2 separate regions of the Mus musculus genome follow, and region 1 is linked to region 2. Evidence: chromatin loops called from intact Hi-C (ENCODE). Cell type or tissue: heart. All regions are shown on one strand. Each heading gives the region's core, and the rest is flanking DNA. Links, peaks and the distances in the headings are about the cores only.

What was found. Peaks named below come from ENCODE experiments on the same cell type or tissue, not always from the same donor. Only the 100,000 strongest peaks of a DNase experiment are listed, where the experiment ranks them.
Region 1: it touches region 2 in a loop (4-fold over the local background); 4 of 42 quality-filtered maps call a loop at or near these places.

Annotation. Positions count from the first base shown.
Region 1 is chr19:5,656,266-5,667,038 of GRCm38, reverse strand. It overlaps Sipa1 (signal-induced proliferation associated gene 1), which reads left to right and starts at 3,332. Exons shown (of 17, transcript NM_001164480.1): 1 at 3,332-3,435; 2 at 5,413-5,443; 3 at 5,928-6,725; 4 at 7,316-7,443; 5 at 7,529-7,705; 6 at 10,711-10,773. The coding sequence starts at 6,059. Pcnx3 (pecanex homolog 3) reads left to right here. Exons shown (of 35, transcript NM_144868.3): 30 at 57-204; 31 at 300-530; 32 at 615-889; 33 at 1,198-1,331; 34 at 1,412-1,710; 35 at 1,792-2,404. The coding sequence ends at 1,986. In heart, for the core only: CTCF peaks have their summits at 3,149 and 3,866; DNase peaks (open chromatin) are centred at 3,318, 3,858, 5,538, 5,848 and 3 weaker places; H3K4me3 peaks cover 3,537 bases; H3K27ac peaks cover 4,905 bases.
Region 2 is chr19:5,605,166-5,615,938 of GRCm38, reverse strand. It overlaps Kat5 (K(lysine) acetyltransferase 5), which reads left to right and starts at 5,845. Exons shown (of 14, transcript NM_178637.2): 1 at 5,845-5,921; 2 at 6,021-6,087; 3 at 6,408-6,476; 4 at 6,567-6,703; 5 at 6,982-7,137; 6 at 7,227-7,301; 7 at 7,610-7,684; 8 at 7,975-8,223; 9 at 8,299-8,388; 10 at 10,256-10,396; 11 at 10,474-10,567. The coding sequence starts at 5,910. In heart, for the core only: CTCF peaks have their summits at 3,803, 5,573 and 9,541; DNase peaks (open chromatin) are centred at 5,728, 6,168, 7,018, 7,878 and 1 weaker place; H3K4me3 peaks cover 2,548 bases; H3K27ac peaks cover 2,192 bases.

The sequences.
Region 1 (10,773 bases), core at 1,310-9,309, 52 kb before region 2:
GGAAGAGACAAGCTTCTCCTGGCTCTCCCTGTTGCTCATGCCTTCTCCCCACCCAGCCTGGAGCCCTTCCTCTATGGCCTGCACGCCCTGTTCAAGGGGGACTTCCGCATCACCTCTCCCCGTGACGAGTGGGTCTTTGCCGACATGGATCTGCTTCACCGAGTGGTAGCCCCTGGGGTTCGCATGGCCCTCAAGCTTCACCAGGTAGGAGGGATGCGCCAGGCAGAGTAAGAGGCAGGTGGGAGATGACGCCTTCCCCAAGACAGCGGTCCCTGACTTCTGTCCTCTCCTCCAACCAGGACCATTTCACATCTCCTGATGAGTATGAGGAACCAGCAGCCCTGTATGACGCCATCGCGGCCAATGAGGAGCGGCTAGTCATCTCACATGAGGGGGACCCTGCCTGGCGCAGTGCCATCCTCAGCAACACCCCCTCCCTGCTGGCGCTGCGCCATGTCATGGACGACGCTTCTGACGAGTACAAGATCATCATGCTCAACAGGCGCCACCTCAGCTTCCGAGTCATCAAGGTGGGGCAGATGGTCTTACTCCATCCCGCAGCCCGTGCCCCTCCTTGGTGTCGCTGCCCTGACCTTTGGTGTGGCCCTCCACAGGTAAACCGAGAGTGTGTGCGTGGGCTGTGGGCTGGGCAGCAACAAGAGCTGGTGTTCCTGCGCAACCGCAACCCTGAGCGCGGCAGCATCCAGAATGCCAAGCAGGCACTCCGCAACATGATCAATTCCTCCTGCGACCAGCCACTGGGATATCCCATCTACGTGTCACCTCTTACCACATCTCTGGCTGGTAGCCACCCCCAACTGCGGGCGCTGTGGGGTGGTCCTGTCAGCCTGGGTGCCATTGCCCGATGGCTCTTGCGCAGCTGGGAGAGGTGAGCCCTGGCTGTCCCCTAACTTGGGAAGCTTTCTTAGGGCCCAATGCTCTGGGATTCAGGGAGCAGGAGCACGGAGATGAAGCAGCTTCCTCCAAGGTCACAGAGACAAAGTCCTGCAGTCAGTGAGCTTGGGCCCTTCTCCCAGAGAGACCCTCTTTCCCCTAGAGCGGGCTTTAGTATTTAAAAGACTATAAACTAGGCAGCAGGATCTCTCAAGAGATGAGACTCCTGGGACTCAGATGTTTCTGTAGGGCTCGCAATGCCTCGCCCTGGACCCCTCACGCGTCTCCCGCTTCTCCACCCAGACTTCATAAGGGCTGTGGCGCTGGCTGTAATAGCGGAGGGAATGTGGATGACTCGGACTGTGGTGGGGGTGGCGGCCTGACCTCCCTCAGCAATCATCCGCCCTTGGCACACCCTACGCCTGAAAATGCAGCAGGTAAGCGGGCAAAGCTGGACTGAGCCTGTGGGTGAGACTGCGGCCCAGCCGAGCTCTCTGCTCTTATCTGTTTCCTACAGGCAGCAGTGAGCAGCCCCTCCCACCAGGTCCTAGCTGGGGACCACGGCCTTCCCTCAGTGGCTCTGGTGATGGGCGGCCCCCTCCTCTGCTGCAGTGGCCTCCCCCTCGGCTCCCTGGACCACCCCCTGCTTCACCTGCTCCCACTGAGGGTCCCCGGCCCTCAAGACCTTCTGGCCCTGCTCTCCTCAATTCTGAGGGACCCAGTGGGAAGTGGAGTCTGGGGGGTCGGAAGGGACTGGGAGGACCTGATGGGGAGCCAGCCTCAGGGAGCCCCAAAGGAGGCACCCCCAAATCTCAGGTAAGGAGCCTGTGGAAGAAGACGACCCCAGGAGTTCTCAGGTCGGTTTGTCTGCTCATCTGTCTGTCTTCTCTCCCATAGGCCCCTCTAGACCTCAGCCTCAGTCCTGATGTCAGCTCTGAGGCCTCACCTGCCAGAACCACCCAGGACCTTCCTTGCTTGGACAGCAGTATTCCTGAGGGTTGCACACCCTCCGGTGCCCCAGGTGACTGGCCTGTCCCTGCTGAGGAACGCGAGAGCCCGGCTGCCCAGCCCTTGCTGGAGCATCAGTACTGAGGAGTCAGCCTGGCCTCTGCTGGATCGCATCCCGGGACTCAGTAACTCGGACTCTGCTGGACTACAGAACTGATTGGCTTTGGCTCTGGTGTCTGCACCCTGATATCTGGCTACTTCAGTGTCACAACTCAGTGACCTAGACTTCTCTCCCTGATCCGTGGCCTGGATCCCAAACTGAGGCAGCAGCCTCCTAGCCAGGCCCTAAGAGCCAAACCCATGGGCTGGTCCCTCATTGGAGCCCATGGCCAGGACTGACTTTGCCTCTGGGGCCTGCACTGCCCCCAAGGCTGGCCTCCTTAGCCTGGACCTGGGGCCCGATATGTGGCAAGGGTGGGTTCATTCGTTCTTTTGTCATTTTTCTTTCTTTTTTTTTCTGTGCTTCAGAGACACCAAATTAATAACACTATTTTTGATTTTGGTTGGCAGTTTTATTTTCTGTGGGACGAGGTGAGGTTGGTAGAGGTGCCGGAGGCAGGGAGGCTGAAGTCAGAAGAGTGTGAGGGATAAGGGGTCAGACTGCTGGGCTCCAGGCAGACATGAGGTGGGATGGGCTGCCTTCCTCACCTGCCTCTGCCTTTCTTTTTTTTTTTTTTTTTTTAATGGTTTAAGAGCTTTATTATAGAAATGCAGGGGGGAAGAGAAAAGGTAGAGAGAGAGAGTGTGTGGGGACGGGGAAGGCTAGAGAAGAAGAAAGAGAAAGGAGAGAAAAGACAAAGGGAAGAGGAGAAAGAAGTGAGAGGATAAAGGAGAGAGCTGAGCCTCTGCTTTTCAAGCAGTCCTCTATGCCCAGGTGGCTCACACATCCATCAGCCTTGATCTTGATCAAAGACTGCTCAACCTCATTTGTTCCAAGCTTAAAGAAAATAACAGGTGAATAGAAAGGATTCTATTTCGTTTTTGAGACAGGGGCTTACTATGTACTCCCTATGTACATCAGGCTGGCCTTGACCTCAGATCCACCTGCCTCTGCCTTCAGAGTGCTGGATTTAATGGTGTTCGCCATTGCATAAATGGTAGCCTGTGTAGATCAGTTATCTAGCTTGGCCCAGCCCTTAAAGAGTGAAATAGTTTCTGGCCCTAATACCTGCTGTCTGCTGAGCCACAGCAGGACACTAAGTGGCCTCTAGCGCTCCAATTGGTCTGGAAGGCAGGTACATTTGTTCCCATTTCTCGGTGAAGTCACTGACTGGGCTAGGACCGGGAGTTAAAAGAGCAGCTGAAGGCTGGGACAGAGAACTTCAGGCTGTCCGGGGCTGCCTAGGTTCCTGTCGGAGGTCCCCACCCACTGTGCTTCCCGCCTTAGACAGCTCCCGGGTAGTCCCGCCCCTCCACTACGTACCGCCTCCATCCTGGCCCCGCCCCCAGGCGGAGCGGAGGCGCCGGGAGCGGTGTGAGCAGGCAGCGGGACCTTGGTGCGGAAGGCAGCGGTGGCCAGCTTGAGCCCGAGAGGTACTGGCGGGATCAGGGATCGGGAGGCACCAGGTTCGGGCTGGATACCCAACAAAGTAGCCTGGACGTGAACCCTTGTAGTGTGGGGAGGAACGGGACTATTGGCTGCTTTCGCTACACGTACCCCACCCAACCTCCTGCCCCAGTCCAGCCCCGAGTCAGCACGTCCAGTGTTCTGTCTCCTGCTGGCAGCTCCCACTCCCTCCTCTGCATGAGCAGATTCAGAGCTCCACTGAGTGGATTCATTGGTTCTGGACTTTTCTCAGCAATGCTGGCAGCTGCTCCTGCTGCTGAGTGTGTGGGGCTCCCCCTATTCTGGGGCTCCCCTTTTCCCAGTGTGACCTCTTTCCCAGCCTTTGCAATCCTGAGTCTGGCCTGGGAGGAAACATCTGCAGCACTCCCTGGCAACAGAAATAGGGTCACGACCTCCAGATGTGCTGGGAAGCATCCAGCGCCTCCTCCTGGGGCAGCCAGGCCTTCCGGATCTGTGGGGGCGGGGCACCCCCCTTTTCCCCCCTCAGTGACACAGGCTGCAAGGAATGTCCTGGCCTCAATGGACCTTGTGTGAAGATGAGGGGTGGGGGGCAGAGCCCAAGTACACCCCTTAAGGCAGGGCCAGAACAAGAGGGAGCTCCTGGACTGGGCTGCACACATTCCCAGGGCTCCTCCCGGCACTGCGGCCTCAGTCTGTGCCCACAGCTTGGTCTATGGACCTGGGGCCTGCACAGTTCACACACGGACATAGTTGGCTTCACCTTTCAGTTTCCAAGGAGTCTTCAAAGAACTCATGAAGTGCAGCATCAGAGCTTATCCTAGAAGACAGACAGACAGACAGGAAGACCCTGAGGAGGTCTGCTCTTGTTTGGTTCTGGAGACCCAGCTGAGGGGCACCGTGGAGCTGCTCCCTGTCCCCTCCCAGCCTGGCCCCCTTGATGCCACTGGATGATGCAAAAAAAAGTACTAATGGAGGCCTGCCCCTGCCCCAGCTGTTGGCTCCATTCCTAGCTCACGCCGAGGTAGGCTCGGCCTTCTCACACCTTTTGCACCTGCCTAGTGTAGCTTCACCACATTTCCGCACTTAGTAGGTCCCTGGGGCCTTGGGTGTTTCAGCCTTACATCCTGTGAGACCTTGAGCCTCTCCCGTCTCCCCTCACAAGGCTGCCTTACTCCTACGCACACGGGCAGAGTAGGCAGGTGCAGCTCTGACAAGTCCAGAAGCAGCAGTTCTCAACCTGTGTGCTGGGACCCCTTTGAGGGTCGAGCAGTCCTTTCACAGGGGTCACACTTGAGATATTTATCTTCTTCTTCTTCTTCTTTTTGTTTTTCAAGACAGGGTTTCTCTGTGTAGCCCTGGCTATCCTGGAACTCACTCTGTAGACCAGGCTGGCCTTGAACTCGAAATCTGCCTGCCTCTGCCTCCCCGAGTGCTAGGATTAAAGGCGTGTGCCAACACTGCCCGGCTCATGTTATGATTCTTAAGGGCAGCAAAATTACAGTGGTGAAGTAGCAATGAAAATAATTTTCTGGCTGTGAGGTCACCACCGCATTAGGAACTGTATTAAAGCGTCACAGAGTTAAGAAGGTTGAGAACTACTGCCTTCGAGATTCAGAGACAAGGTTCAAATTCTAGTTTGAACATGGAACTAATTCAGGCAAGCTCATCTTCTTAACTGGGCCTCACTGTGACCTGTCTCACTGGGTTCAGACCTCCCTGTCCATGCATGTGAGGCCAGGTAAACAGACATCCACAGGGTCCTGTTGGGATTAGCCTCTCTCACCCCTGGGAGTGGGCATAGTGACCTGCAAGAGGTTAGTATTAGTCTTGTCCTTTAGACTTAGGTGTCTTGGGTCCCATGACTGAGCTGTTGTGACCCTAGCACCTTCCTCAGGATATAGGAGCCAAGCAGGGGGCTGGGCTGAGTTGGGGCCACTTCCTGTGTTATAGGAAGTCCTCTCACCACTGCTTCTGTCCTGCAGCAGCTGCCCCAGGAGCTCCTGTGTCCTTGAGGTATTGAGACTGCGGGAATTGAGGGCACTGAGTCTAGGCCTTGGGTGCTCAGCTCTTTGGGGACCCTGGAGGAAGTGGGAGGTACCAGGGAGGAAGGTCTCTGGGGACAGGACGTCCTCCCTTTGTCAAGTGGGCAAGACTCAGACACCAGTGACTGCTTTGATTTCCGTCCTGGTGAAAACTGTCCAGAATTTGGTGGCAACCCTCACTTTGAGCCTAGTTCCACAGCCAAGGTGTACAGGGGAGAACTGGGAGGCCCCGGTGCCCACTAGACCCAGTCACTAGCACCCCGAGAGGCAAAGCATCCCAGTTCAGCTCCCAGCCTTGACCTAAGCCTGGGATGGGGGCTGGAAACTTCAGCCCCAGGCAGACAAGGAAGTGGCCAGGAAAGCGGAAGCAGCTTTGATGGTCCCGGAGGGGGCCGGAAGCTAAATGGGGTGGTGGAAGACTGGGCTGGGGGCCTGAGTTCCTGTTTTCTCCCCAGGCCCATCTGAACAGCCCCCTCCTCCTGCAGTGCAGGAACCACTGAAGCCTCAGCCTTCTGGCTGGGCACCAAGGACCCGTGCCCACCAATGCGGCCCGGCCCCCAGAGAGTCAGGCCCACAGAGCACGCCCATGTGGGCCGGCGGTGTGGGGAGCCCTCGGCGGGGCATGGCCCCTGCACCTACCGATGACCTCTTTGCCCGTAAGCTTCGCCAACCTGCCCGGCCCCCACTGACACCACATACCTTTGAGCCGAGGCCAGCTCGGGGCCCACTCTTGCGCAGTGGCAGTGATGCTGGTGAAGTCCGGCCCCCTACACCAGCCAGCCCCCGTGCCCGTGCCCACAGCCACGAGGATGCCAGCCGCCCTGCTGCAACCCCTACTCGGCTCTTCACTGACCCACTGGCACTGCTAGGGTTGCCAGCAGAAGAGCCAGAGCCCACCTTCCCGCCAGTGCTGGAACCCCGGTGGTTTGCTCACTATGATGTGCAGAGCTTGCTCTTTGACTGGGCTCCACGACCTCGGGGGACAGGCAGCCATATAGAGGCAAACTCTGGGACCTTAGCTGAGGGCCAGACTACCACCTCAGATCTACTGCTCGGGGCACCTGGCTTTGTGAGCGAGCTTGGTGGTGAGGGTGAGCTAGGGCTGGGTGGGCCAATATCCCCACCTGTGCCCCCTGCACTGCCTAATGCGGCTGTGTCCGTCCTGGAGGAGCCACAGACCCGGACCACAGCTTACAGCCTGGAGCACGCAGATCTGGGTGCAGGCTACTACCGCAAGTACTTCTATGGCAAAGGTAAGGGGCAGGCGAGCCTGGGAGAGCCAGGAGAGGATCTGGGTCGGAGGTCCCTGCGGTCTACATTCTATACAGTGGGAGGCTCATGGGCTGGCCTTCCCTGTAAAAAAGGGGCAGGAGCTGAATTGGGCTCTGTTGGCTCAACTCTGACCACCTCTTTAAGGCCAAGCCCTGGTGTCACACCTGAAGTCAGGGAGTGCCCTTCCCTCTGGCTCATCTTCATAACCCTCCAGGAGGCCAGTGAGCGATTTCCTATTTCCATATCTGTGTGATGAAACCCTGTTCTCATCATTAGCAGGAAAAGCAGCTTCCGTGTCTTGAATGGGAGAACCTAAGCTTTGGTGGAGCCAGGGCAGCATTTAACCTAGGAGGACTTAGACATTTGTTCCCTGGTCCTGGGACAAGGTGTAACCGTGGGTGGGACTGCAAACTGGGGTGGGAGTGAACTCCCAGGTTCAGCGCTTGGTGAGAGAATACCTAGGGTGGTACTTCTGTGGTGGGCGTAGTCAAGAAGGGATAGGGTGGTCTGTGGGTTTGACTGAAAGGCCACCGACCGACCAACCAACGACCCCCCACCCCCACCCCCACAGAACACCAGAACTTCTTTGGGCTGGATGAGGCGCTGGGTCCGGTGGCCGTGAGCCTGCGACGGGAGGAGAAAGAGGGCAGCGGAGGGGGCACCCTACACAGCTACCGGGTCATCGTGCGGACCACGCAGGTGGGCTGGGATTACAGGCTCAGGAGGCAGGTTTCCTCCACCACAGCCTATACAAAAACTGAATGTCTCTACATCCTATCCTTAGCTCCGGACCCTCCGTGGCACCATCTCGGAGGACGCACTGCCTCCCGGCCCCCCGAGGGGCCTATCTCCGAGGAAGCTTCTGGAACATGTGGCTCCACGGCTGAGCCCCACCTGCCTGCGCCTGGGTTCAGCCTCTCCCAAGGTGCCCCGCACGCTGCTTACTCTGGATGAGCAAGTGGTGAGTGGCTGGGAGGAAGGAGGGCGCAGCATCCCGGGGAGATGGGGCTGACCTTCATCTCCCTAACTAGCTAGCTTCCCTAACCCTGACCTGATCTGACGGGACCTCAGGAGAGCTGATCCACCTCCAGCCTTTCCGAGAGAAGGATCCAGGGTCACCGGAGACTTGTTTGATTAACCAGGCTTATAAAGCAGCCACAGCATGTTAGGAATGCAGAATCTGGGGCTGCAGCCTGGCCTGCTCAGGCTCTGCATTAAAAAACAAACAGAAAGCTGGACATGGTGGCACACGCCTTTAATCCCAGCACTTGGGAGGCAGAGGCAGGTGGATTTCTGAGTTCGAGGCCAGCCTGGTCTACAAAGTGAGTTCCAGGACAGCCAGGGCTACACAGAGAAATCCTGTCTCAAAAAACAAGACAAAACAAAACAAAACAAAAAAAAAAACAAAAACAAAAACAGAAAAGCTTAAGGCAATTCTTAGGCATCTTTACAGTATGGCTGGCCCTGTTGCTACACAGCTTCCTCACCATTTTTTGTCTTTATTTTTTTTTTTCTTCCCCCAGCCCATTTGGTCTCCTCCCCACATGGGAAGCTTCCTAGAGCTTCCTGTTCCACCTCAGGACTCTTGAGCTAGTTGGAAGTCCTGTACCTTGTGCTGAGAGTTGCCCACTGGCCCTGGCTCTCCTCTGTGTTGTTTATTCCAGTGGTCATTGAACAAATACATCTCATCCCTTCATAGTATCAGGCCTAGACCAGATGCTGAAACCGCTGCGGATGAAATGCTGTCCCTGAGTGTGGGCAGAGAGCCCCTGATAAAATACAGGAGCTGCAGGATTCCGTGACTGGAGGATGGGGGGGGGGGGGGCTAGAGGCCACACAGAGGGTACTGACAGCACCCAAAGTTTCACACTGGAAAACATACAAGCCCCCAGACCAGCATGAGCCTGTTTTCTGGGCAGGCAGGATTGAGAAGGCTCTTACAATAATGATTTAGAGAGATCTCTGCATGCCGCATGATGCTCTGTGTGGGTGGAGGGCTTGTGGGACTTGTATGGGGAGGCTTTTTTTTTTTTTTTTTTTTTTTGTCTTGTAGCTATTGAGAGGCACAGAGGGATTCAGGACAGACAGATCTGAGAGGCACACATGGGACGTAGGCTGGACAGAAAATGGGCCCAAAGCTGTGGTTGTTGTTCAGATTAGACATGGTGGTCAGGGTGGTTACAGGTAATCATGAGGTGGCTCACACTTTGTGACCCACTGAAAAGGGGTCACAAAGGTGAAGAAGGGCGAGATCCCCAGCTTCTGGGCCCCTGGGAGTTGTGTTATGTTGTGGGTCCCAGGGACTCTGGAGGAGAGATAGAGGCAGAGACATAGTAACTGAGGGGTCAAGATGTGGCCAGGTGTAGCGGTGCATGTCTTTAGTCCTAGCACGGAGGCAGAGGCCCCTGGCAGCTGGTGAACCAGACCTGGAGTTTGGGGAAAGGGTCTGAGCTGGAAGCAGCTGTGGGGGAGAAAAGACAAAATATGCAGGGAAGCATAGGCAGAGTTCCAAGGAAGATGAGGTTCTTGTTGTCCCCCAGTATTAGGGCCAACAGTTCCAAGAGTGCCAGGATAAGGCCATATATATGTGGTCTATAAGGGGAGTTGTGGTTTTCTGTGGGTTTTGTGGTTTGCAAGACCCCACATATACATACACGCCCCTCCCCTGAGGCACCGAAGCCAGGACCTCAGGCATGCTAGGAAGCCCTCAGCCACAGAGGCTAGCTGTGAAGGAGGGAGGTGAGAGCTGCGGACTGGGGCATGCGATTACTTCAGTGGGGTCAGTAGGGCATATCTGTCTGCAACTGGAAAACACTAGGAGAGGAATGTGCAGAAAAGCCAGGCATAGTGGTTTATGCCTGTAATCCCCATATTAGGCAGCTGAGACAGGAGGATTGCAGTGAGTTCAAAGCCAGCCTGGGATATATAGCAAGACCACATTTCTTTCTTTCTTTCTTTCTTTCTTTCTTTCTCTCTCTCTCTCTCTCTCTCTCTCTCTCTCTCTCTCTCTCTCTCTCTCCCTCCCTCCCTCCCTCCCTCCCTCCCTCCCTTTCTAAGATTTAATTATTTCATGTATATGAGCACACTGTAGCTGTCTTCAGACACACCATAAGAGGGCATAGGATCCCCATTACAGATGGATGTGAGCCACCATGTGGTTGCTGGGAATTGAACTCAGGAACCTCTGGAAGAGCAGTCAATGCTCTTAACCACTGAGCCATCTCTCCAGCAACCTTGTTTCAAACAAACAAAAAATGCAGGTACGTGTCTAGAATTCCAATATTTGGGAGATACAGGCAAAATGATCAGGAATTCAAGGCCAGTCTTAGCTATATATGAGTTTAAGTACAGCCTGGCCTATGTACTATAGCCTATCAAAAAGACAAACAGGAAGGGGACAGAAATGACTCCAAACCTCAGAGGGCTGGGGTGCCAGCACACTGGAGCCTTGAGCTGAGGGGGACGGGAACATGGGCACCATGCTTGGCAGGGGATCTCAGCCTTCCTAGTGCCCTTTCCCACAGCTCCTCATGGTGTGGTGACCCTGATCAAAAATTATTTTCATTGCCACTTCATAACTGTAATTCTGCTACCCTTAGGAATTGTACCATAAACACCTGACACACAGGGTCTCTGCTGCATGCGACCCCTGTGAATGGGCCGTTAGACCCTCAGAAGGGTCACAACTATAGGCTGAGAACCCACTGGTGTATAGGGTCCTTTCTGGGAGTTATCTCTTTTGTTGCTGGAGAAGTCATTAAATCCTCTGCCTCTTCCCTGTGACCTCCCTGCTCTCACGAGCACAGGAGAGGGCAGGTAGAACGCACTTGATGGGCAAAGATGCCCAAATGGCTCAGAGTTCCTACCAGGGCAGCCCAGCCCCAAAGGCCAGCTCTTCCCATTCTCTACAGGGTGGGCTGCCAGGGTACTGAAGCCTTTGTCTTCTGTTGTCCATGACCCCCTCAGCTGAGCTTCCAACGCAAGGTGGGCATCCTGTACTGCCGCGCAGGCCAGGGCTCTGAGGAAGAG
Region 2 (10,773 bases), core at 1,866-9,865:
ATGCAGGATGGGTCAGTACAAAGCAGAAGGAACCAAAAAATGGTCCGCTTGGGTTCTTCAGTCTCACCCAGGGTAAAATACAGCACTGAGGAAGGAAATGTTTAAAAACTTCAAGCAACAGATTTAGCCATCCACTTGGTATGGGAGCAATACGTGATGTGGAAGATGATGCGTGGACTGCTGAGCAGTGGTGAATACAGTCAGTGGCCTGAAAGGGCAAGAGTGAGAGATCAGAGACAGTGGACCTGGGAGAGTGCGGGCAAAGTGTGTGCATGTCTGAGATTCATCTTTTAATACTATGGCTGCTGGCCAGGTTTTGTTTGGGTTTACACTAATGTTGCACATTTGGTCCACACGTGCAGTACTATAATTACAAGAGATGCAGGGAGCAACATGTGAATGGCTTAATAATGGGTGCCCCTTGGTTACAGATGGTGGCAAGGTTATCACATTGGATGTCCCTTCTGCTCTAGGGCTTCTGTGATTAGTTCATATTGGAGCCAGTGAGTTCTGGGTATGTGGGGAGTGGAAGGAGCCCTGAATAATGTGTGCTACTGATATGGGGCATTGCCATTCCAAGGATCCTCAGACCCATGGGAAAATGGACTCTTAGAATATCCCCCAATACTTGTAGGGAAATGTCTAACTCTAAAATTACATCACACTAGAAGAATTCACTTTGGGTATTTAAAGGAAACGGAGCCAAGCATCCTTGTGCCTGTTAAGTGGTTGGTTTACTTTGCATGTGATCCACCTGAATTCCTTGGCCCTGGGAACCAGCCTCTGGGCCCATCTCCAGCACAGTAACAATAGCCAGTGTTTATTGGGATGGGCTGTGCGCCAAATGTTGAGGTATATACTGTTGAAATGTCAACAGGCATCTAACACTACAGCCACTCTTTATAGTACCACTAAAATCACACCATTATAGGTCAGATAAAAGTGACAGGCCAGGTACACAGCTTAATTGGGGAGAAGGGGAAGGCGACCCAGTGCTGTCAGCCCTGATTAATTTTAAGTAGTCTGTCCCGACTAGTGTTACAGGTAGTTGTGTGTGCTGGAAACTAAACTTATTTTCTCTACAGAAACAAAAGCTTGCACCATTTGAGAAGAGGTACTCTTCATAAGATTTGTCTGTAAGGCCAGGCAGTGGTGACACACACCTTTAATCCCAGTACTTGGGAGGCAGAGGCAGGTGGATTTCTGAGTTCGAGGCCAGCCTGGTCTACAGAGTGAGTTCCAGGATAGCCAGGGCTACACAGAGAAGCCCTGTCTGGAAAAACCAAACCAAACCAAACCAAACCCAACCCAAACCAAACAAAAACCAGATTTGTCTGTAAGCAAGTCTGAAGTGTATTTTTAAAATTAGTGATTGATGTGGGAGGCCTCAGGCCATTGTGAGTGGTGCCATTCGTGAGCAAATGGTCCCAGGGTATATAAGAAAAAAGGCTGCACAAGCTACAGGGAAGCATACATGCTAGCCAGTAAGCATCATTCCTGCCCCAACTTCCCGAGATGATGGACAACAAGCTGTAAAATGAAATAAATCCTTTTCTCCCCATGGTCATGGTGTTTATCACAACAACAGAAACCCTATGTAAGATAGTCTGATATTGGAGATATGCTCCTTTAATTACAGCTCTTGGGAGGCTGAGGCAGAAAGATCATGTGTTCAAGGCCAGCCTGGGACTTAAGAACAAAGGAATAAAAAAGAACGGGAGGGCAAACAGCTATCTTCTCAATTGTAGTTGTTAGGACCGAGAGGACTATGAGGACACAGGTGCTGGGAGGAGCCTCAGGAGGGCTTGTCGATTTTTCTGATCCTCCCTTTGACCCCACAGCATTTAGCTAAGGAAATGGGATGCTGCTTTCAGCTGTCCTGGCAGATGAAGGTCCTTCTTGATATAGGGTAGAAACCAACTTCCCTTTAACTTCTGTGGGATGGTCAGCTTCTTGCCCTATGGGATTTTATAGAAGACACTGGCTGGCTGCCCCCACCCTGGGAATTATCACATTTTGACTCAACTGGTATTTACAACATGCCTGGGATATAGCAATGAACAAAATAATTAAGGTATATTGTCACCTTAGTAATGTGTCATTTGTTTTTGTATTTTATTTATATTATTTTACTCTTCCCTAACACCCCAACCCCCAGGAGACAAGGTTTCTCTGGGTAACTATGGTTGTCCTCTAATTTGCTCCATAGACTAGGCTGGCCTCAAACTTAAGAGACCCAACTACCTCTGCCTCCTGATTGCTGGTATTAAAGGTGTTCACACTACACACAGCTTTTAACTTGCTTTTTTGAGACAAGTCTCACTATATAATCCTGGGTGACCTAGAATTCATTAATCAGACCAGGTTGGCCTCCAAGTCAGAGATCTGCCTGCTACTGTCACCCAAGTCCTAGGATTAAAGGTATACCTTCTCACACTTATTCATTTTATACAAGGTCTCACTACATAGCCCAGACTAGCCTCTTGCCTCAGCTTGTAGTATTGGGACTTTAGATATCAGCCACCACTCCTGGACAGGGTTGACATTTTTAGAGGAAGAGACAGCAAGTTCCCATTGTTGACACCTCTAATACCCTGAGGTTTCTGTGGAACTTTCTAGTTTTTCAGATCTGACAGCCTTTGGACAAGTGGCCCCAGACAAGATAGCTACACAGTATGTCCACATAGCCAGGAAGACTTCTAAGCTCCACTCTGGCCATATCGCAAGTAAACAGTAAAGGAAATCTTACTTCCCCATCAGGATATGGCCAGTAAGGAGTCTGAAGATAAGCCAAACTCAAACCCTCCTTTCCTCTTCTTTCCTTCCTTTTTTTTTTTTTTTAAGACAGGGTTTCTCTGTGCAGTCCTGGCTATCCTGGAACTCACTCTGTAGACCAGGCTGGCCTTGAACTCAGAAATCCGCCAGCCTCTGCCTCCCAAGTGCTGGGATTAAAAGTGTGTGCCACCACGCCCAGGTCTTTCCTCTTCTTTTAAAAGGAGTCCTTGGGGCTGGAGATGGCTGAGTGGTATGAGCACTGGCTCTTCTTCCAGAGGACCCAGGTTTTATTCTCAGCATCTATACACTGGCTTACAACTACCTTTAAATCCAGTCTCTCTTTGCTGGCACCAGGCAGGCATGCAATGCACAGACACACATGAGGCAAAACACCCAGACATGTAGAATTAAAAAACAAACAAACAAACAAAACCCCTTTTTAATGTGTGCCAGTAGCTTGGCTTGGATTTAGGCTCCTGAAAGCTCTGGAAATCAGCTTGGGCATCCATGCTTCACATGCTCATTCAGTGTTTCCTGGGCCTGTGGCAGTCAATAAACATGAGCTAGGTGATCTGCTAGTGGTGCTGAGGAGACAGCGGCAAACAAACAAATCCCCACAGTGCAAAGGTTTATGATGTTAAAGAGTGACCCGGACTGACGGTACAGAAAGCAGAAAGCAGAGAGAAGTACATACAATGAAGGAGAAATTGTGTGACTTTTATATAAAAGAACTTGTTAGAAGACCTGGAGATGACTCGGTGGTGAAGATTGTACTTGCAGCATGCACTCTGGGAAGTTTACAACCAGCTCCAGCTCCAGGTGCTCCAACCCCCTTTTCTAGACTCCAGGGGCACTTGCACTCAGAAGAACAAAACCACACTTGGATACATATATGTACATAATTACAAAGGCTGGAGAGAAGGCTCAATGGTTAAGAGCACTTGCTACTCTTGCATAAGACAGGGGTTCAGGGCTGGAGAGATGGCTCAGTGGTTAAGAGCACTGACTGGTCCTGAGTTTGATTCCCAGCAACCACATGGTGGCTCATAACCATACATTTGTAATGAGATCTGGCGCCTTCTTCTGGAGTGTCTGAAGACAGCTACAGTGTACTTACATATAATAAATAAATAAACCTTTTAAAAAAAGGTGTTGGGGGGGTGGGGGGGTAGGGGGGTGGGGGTGAGATAGCTCAGTGGGTAAGAGCACCCGACTGCTCTTCTGAAGGTCAGGAGTTCAAATCCCAGCAACTACATGGTGGCTCACAACCATCCGAAACAAGATCTGACTCCCTCCTCTAGAGTGTCTGAGGACAGCTACAGTGTACTTACATATAATAAATAAATAAATAAATAAATAAATAAATAAATCTTTTTTTAAAAAAGTGTTCAGTTCCCAGCACCCACAATGCCTCCTTCTGGCCTTCACAGGCACTGTGTGTAATGGGTGCATGACATACTCAGGTGAACAGACATAAATAAATAAAATAAAATACATAAATTAAAAAAAAAAAAGCCTCACGGAGCCAAAGCAAGGAAGCAGCAATGGCTCCACCCCTGTGAGGCTGTTGTGAGTAACAGTGGTGATGCTTCAGTTCCTCAGGGGAAGACTGGATGTTCTGAAAGATGGCACAACTCAGAACTCACAAGAGAGAAAAATGCCGTGTGCTGTCATATGCCTGTTGTCATCCTTGTGACAAGTCCCAGGCCAAGCAGGGCTACACAGTGAGACTTCACCTCAGAACAAACAATAACAAAAGGCCTATTGGCTTTTCAGTACTTCTTATGCTGAACATATTTTGCACACAGATCAAATCCAAGTGTTATTATTAATGCTCCTGTGATGAAACCAATCCTTTACTTCTGCACATAAACTCTTCTCAAAGTGGCCAAATGGACCCGAAACCATTTAAACTGGGAACACTTAGAAGTAAGGCTAAAGGGCCCCACTACACCCTTTAGGCATGTTATCAATATCTGTGATAGTTATTTTTGGTTGTCCATTTGACTACATCTGGATTTCACTAAAACCCAAAAATGGAAGAACACATACGTGAACAATTTTGCCTACTCTGAAGTGGGAAAACCCACTGCTTTGTGTTTTTAAGAGGATTTCTCAGTGTAGCCCTGGGTGTCTTGGAACTTGCTCTGTAGACCAGGCCTGCCTCTGCCTCCCCAGTGCTGGCAAGCTGGCTTGGTGGAAGATCCACTTTGAATTCACATCTTTGAGGAGGGAGAACACACCTTTGTTATTCAAACCTATTCTTGTTATTCAAAGTCAGAAGATGCACCTTCTGCTGGAAACTAAAAGAAAGACATGAAACAAGATTTTCCTCCCTGCCACCCCCAGGACAGGGCTTATCTGTGTAACCCCGCTTGTCCTGGAACTGACTCTGTAGACAACGCTGGCCTCAACTCATAGAGCTTCGCCTGCTTCTGCCTCCACTGCCAGCCTGCTTTTACTCTGCCTACTTGCTCTCACTCTCGTTGACAAGTCCGCTCCTTCACTGTCATTAGCGCCTACTTCTTTGGGATTCTGATGTATAATGAAGACCAACTGAGACATCCATTCTTGTTGACTGAATGCCTACTGGAATTTTGAACCTTCCATGTATACAGCCACATATATACTATTTTAAAAATAGAAATCCAGTATTAACGGAAAAATCTTGCTAAGCCCCCAGGCCTGTGCAATCTTATGCAGACACCTGGGTGGATCTCTAAATCCCTTCAGGTCTACTGACTCCCCAGGGTTCAAAACCCCACTCCTTAGCTTCTTACTCAGGGTGACACCTCACACTGCCACTAAGAGGCTCGCCAGAACACTGCCTCTAGACAAAGCCTAAACATGATCTGAGTGACCGGCGTCGCACCCGGTGGGCGTCACGTGACAGACTCGGCGTTCCTCCAATCGCTGTGCGAGGAGCGGGGATTCCATCTAGTACTTGGCCTCAGGTTTACAACGTCCTGCTCTTCCATTCCCCAAACGGGCCGGCTTTTTGCTACCAACCAGCTAGCAGTGATTCTCAAGTGTTTCCCTTTCAAACAGCTTCAAGGGGCTCGGGCCTATAGCGCACTCAGCTCCGGAAGTGACGTCTCCCAGAGGGGCCGGAAGTGGCAGTGGAGGGAGGGAAGATGGCGGAGGTGGTGAGTCCGGTGCCCGGGGCGGGGCGGAGGGAGCCAGGGGAGGTGGGTAGAGCCCGAGGCCCCCCAGTAGCCGACCCTGGCGCCGCGCTGTCTCCCCAGGGGGAGATAATCGAGGGCTGCCGCCTGCCCGTGCTGCGGCGCAACCAGGACAACGAAGATGAGTGGCGTGAGTGACGTCGGGGGGCGGGTCCAAGGAACCTGAGGGCGAGGGGCGGGAGGGAGTCAACGATCGCACGGGAGGGGGAGGGGCTTCTGCAATCCCGGGGCGGTCGCAGATACTCGGGAGGAGGGGCGTGGCTTTTGGACGTACGGAGATGATCCGGGCGGGGCTTGGAGAGAGGTGTCACTTGGTGACTAAAGGGGTCTTGAACCAGCCCCTCTGAGTGCTGGGACACAGGCCTCCAGCCTGGAGGTGGGATTCAGGTCGAAGGGTGGAGTCTCCTGACCTGCCCTGGCTAAGACTCCCTGTCTGTGTGGTTCTCATAGCCCTGGCTGAGATCCTGAGCGTGAAGGACATCAGTGGCCGAAAGCTTTTCTATGTCCATTACATTGACTGTGAGTCCTGGGCCTGGATGGAGTGGGGTTGCTGGAGAGGGTTGAGGGCAGCCTCTGGCATTCCCTCCTGAGCCGTTTTCACTGCTGCAGTCAACAAACGTCTGGATGAATGGGTGACTCACGAGCGGCTGGACTTAAAGAAGATCCAATTTCCCAAGAAAGAGGCCAAGACACCTACCAAGAACGGACTTCCTGGGTCCCGCCCCGGCTCTCCCGAAAGAGAGGTGGTGAGTAGGTCCCCCATTTCATCTTTTCTCTCCTGCCTCTTCCTTCTTGCATCTCTTGGCCTCAGGGGTTCCTGAATGGGCAGGAGGCAGCATTCTTCTGCCATGGCTTCAGCTTGCAAAGGATGGGGACCAAGTTGCAGGCGTAGCTTCCAGAGTCCAGCACTGCCTTGCTTTAGAGAAGGCAGAGGGTGGGATTCCATGCTGAGGGGCCCATCCCCCCCTTCGCCATCCCACCACCATCCCCACCCCAGAGGAAGACCCTGGACCTATCTCTGCAGCCGGCCTCCGCCCAGGCCAGCGGGAAGACCTTGCCAATCCCGGTCCAGATCACACTCCGCTTCAACCTGCCCAAGGAGCGGGAGGCCATCCCAGGTGGCGAGCCTGACCAGCCGCTCTCCTCCAGCTCCTGCCTGCAACCCAACCACCGCTCAACGGTACCCTCAGCAATTCCAGGGACCTTGCTTTCTTCTCAGGTCCCACCTTCTCTACCTTCTGACCCACCTTTCCTGGTTTCTCTCTGCAGAAACGGAAGGTGGAGGTGGTTTCACCAGCAACCCCAGTGCCCAGCGAGACAGCCCCAGCCTCGGTTTTCCCTCAGGTGAGTCTTCCAGTCTTTTTTCATGTGTCTGAATGTTTTGTCTGTGTTTTGCATGTGTTCTACTTGCATGCCTGGTGCAGGTGGGCAGAAGAGGGCATTGGAGCCACTGAAACTGGAGTTAGAGATGGTTGTGAGCCACTCTGTGGGTCCTGGGAAAAGAACCCAGGAAGTCCTCTGGAAGATCAGGGCTCTTAACCACTGAGCCATCCCAACAGCCTGCCTGGTCTTTCCCCTCTTATTCCTTGCTGTCTAGCATCCTCCTCCAGGATCATCTCACGGTCGCTCTTTCTCTTGTGTCTTGTCCACAGAATGGGTCAGCCCGTAGGGCAGTGGCAGCCCAGCCTGGACGGAAGCGGAAATCTAATTGCTTGGGCACTGATGAGGTGGGTCTTGAGGAGCAGAGGGAGAGGGAAGCCGGGAAAGGGGGAGTGGGCTTGGGCATGGTGTTCACTCGGTGAGGCCTTAGGCAGGGAGGGTGGTGGCTGGGAGCCAAGCAGATGAACCCCTGGGCCTCTTCTACTCTCAGTTTCTCAGCCTCGCTTTATTTTGGAAGTGGAGGTTGGTGCTTTGCCCTTAGCTGATGTTAGACTTGCAGGAAGAAGCCAATGGCAGTGTCGTGCGCCACGCTCTGCTTAACTGCTACCATCTAGTATTTGCCATCTGCCTTGGGCAGGATTCTCAGGACAGCTCAGATGGAATACCGTCAGCACCACGAATGACTGGCAGTCTGGTGTCTGACCGGAGCCACGACGACATTGTCACCCGGATGAAGAACATTGAGTGTATTGAGCTTGGCCGGCACCGCCTCAAGCCGTGGTACTTCTCCCCGTACCCACAAGAGCTTACCACGCTACCCGTCCTCTACCTGTGCGAATTTTGCCTCAAATATGGCCGTAGCCTCAAGTGTCTGCAACGCCACTTGGTATGAGGGGTCTTGGGAGGCTGCCTATCCAGAGTACCCTCACCAGTCCCCACCTGATCCTCCTTTTGTCCTTAGACCAAATGTGATCTTCGGCACCCTCCAGGCAATGAAATTTACCGCAAGGGCACCATCTCCTTTTTTGAGATTGATGGACGGAAAAACAAGGTTAGTGGCTTGGGCACGGCTGGGCTGGAGTGAGTCACATGAACAACCTTTTCCTGCTCAGAACAGTTGACCATTCTGCCTATGAGCAGGTCACTGTTTTTATTGAATTCTTGACACGGAGCAGGGAATGTACAGAAAACTGGGATTTAGAGAAATTTTCTTTCCTGAGAGGTCACTGTCACGGCAGAGCAGACATGACAGCTACTCAGGTTCCAGTAACAGAGGGGGTTCAGCACAGTTCACAGGAAGCTGTCATCAGAGCTTGGAGGTGTGTGTGCCTATAATCCCAGCACTCAGAAAACTCCCGAGTTCAAGAGTAGTCAGGGGACTAATGAGTTGCAAGCCAACCTGAGCTATAAAGTAAGAAAGACCTATCCGGAACCAAAACAAAAAACAAAAAGAAGTGAGGCAGCAAAGGTTAAATATAAAACTAGAGGCATTTAAAGAACAGTTTGGCCCAGCATGGTGGTACATTTATAATCACAGCATCCAGGAAGCTGATGCTAGAGGAGTTGACATTCAAGGATAGTCTGAACAGCATAGTAAGGTCTTTTCTCAGAACCAAATAAAAAAAGGATCTTTGGTTGTGTGTGCTGGTACATCCTTTATTCCCAGCATTCAGGAAGCGGAAGCAGGTGGGTCTCTGCTGGTTTATAGGGAGTTCCAGGCCAGCCAGGGCTAATACAGTCAGATCTGCTTTGAAATAGTTTGCAGGTTAACCTGTGAGCCTGGAGATAGCTGAGAGAACATACTTAGATAGTTCTAAGCAGTTGGGTTCAGACATGCAGGCACTGATGTACCAGGAAGTACATGCAAAAAGAAAATGGAGAAGAATAGGTGATGAGAGAAGGTCAAAGGTCAGATGATAGGCACAAGATCAGCGGGGAGGAGCAGGTTTGGGTTTCTCTAGGTGACAAGTGTGGAGGTCCTTGAGATGCACACTTTTTAAGGCCTCCGGGGTGCAGAGGGAGAGAGGCAGCTACCTGGAGTGGGTTGGGAGCTGCCTTGAAGAGGAGCTTCTTCAAGAGGAAGAAACAAAGCTCCACGTCGTTCTGCATTAAGTGCGGTGTTTGAGTGGAAGACCAGCAGTTGCAAAGCTGTCAAATTCCTCTAGGAGTCATGTGTGATGAGGGAGCCAGTCCAGAGTACTGTAGGGAAAATGCCTGAGGCTGGCAGTCCCTCACATCTCCACTGGAGACCAGCAGAGCAGCCCCGGAAGGATCACTGTGGCTGTGGCTGGAGCATTAGGGCTCTGACACCCAGCCGCGAAGACCAGCCACGTGGGTCTCACTATGTATCCCTAGCTGACTGATTTCACACTTGTACCTGCCTCTGCCTCCTAAGTGCTGAGGTCATAGGTATATACTACCATTCCTGGCTTGGAAATATTGACTATTGTTAAGTTGAACAGAAGGCAATGTAGGTCCAGGGCAGGCTTTGCTGAGTATGTGGAAGCTATATAGCTCACGGGGGTCGGGTGGGGTGGCGGCAGACGGTTGGACATTAGGATGTAGGTTCCTGGCGACTTAAGAAGTAGTACTGATCTAAGCAGTGGTGACAATCTGACTGCTGGGGTGGGTCAGGGTCAGGGTCCTGGGGGGGGGAGCTCGACCCTCTCAACTGGAACAGCACAAAGAATGCTCCTGAGAGCCCTTGAGATGGCTCAGTGGGTAGCAGTGATTGTCACACAGCCTGGCCACCTGAGTTCCCTCTGTAGAACCTGTAGTGGAAGGACAATGGACTCCCAAGAGGTTCCTGCCTTGGGTGTGCATGTTGTGTACAGGCACATCTGCAGCCACACGCGGCATAATACACGTTAACTCAACAGTACCCCAGAGGATTGACGGGCAGGTTTTTTCCTTTACAGAGTTACTCACAAAACCTGTGTCTTCTGGCCAAGTGTTTCCTGGACCACAAAACACTGTACTATGACACTGACCCCTTCCTCTTCTACGTAATGACGGAGTATGACTGCAAAGGTTTCCACATCGTGGGCTACTTCTCCAAGGTCAGCACTCATCCAGGCTGTCCCTCAGCCTTGCCCCGAGCCTGGCACTCTTTAAAACCCACCTACTCTTACTCCAGGAAAAGGAATCCACAGAAGATTACAATGTGGCCTGCATCTTGACTCTGCCTCCCTACCAGCGCCGGGGCTATGGCAAGCTGCTTATTGAGTTCAGTGAGTATGTGCTGCCTGACCAGGAGCTGGCAGGCCAAGCCTGTGTGGGTGTACCCTCATCTGTGCTTCACATGCAGACAACCCAGTCACCAGGAGAGCCGCCAGAAATAAAGGAGACTCTACCAAGGTCCTTTCCTCAGTTGACTGCCCTGTTTCCTGGAGTAGGTTCCAGCATCTACTTTGCCTTTGGCTAAAGGCCTGTGAGC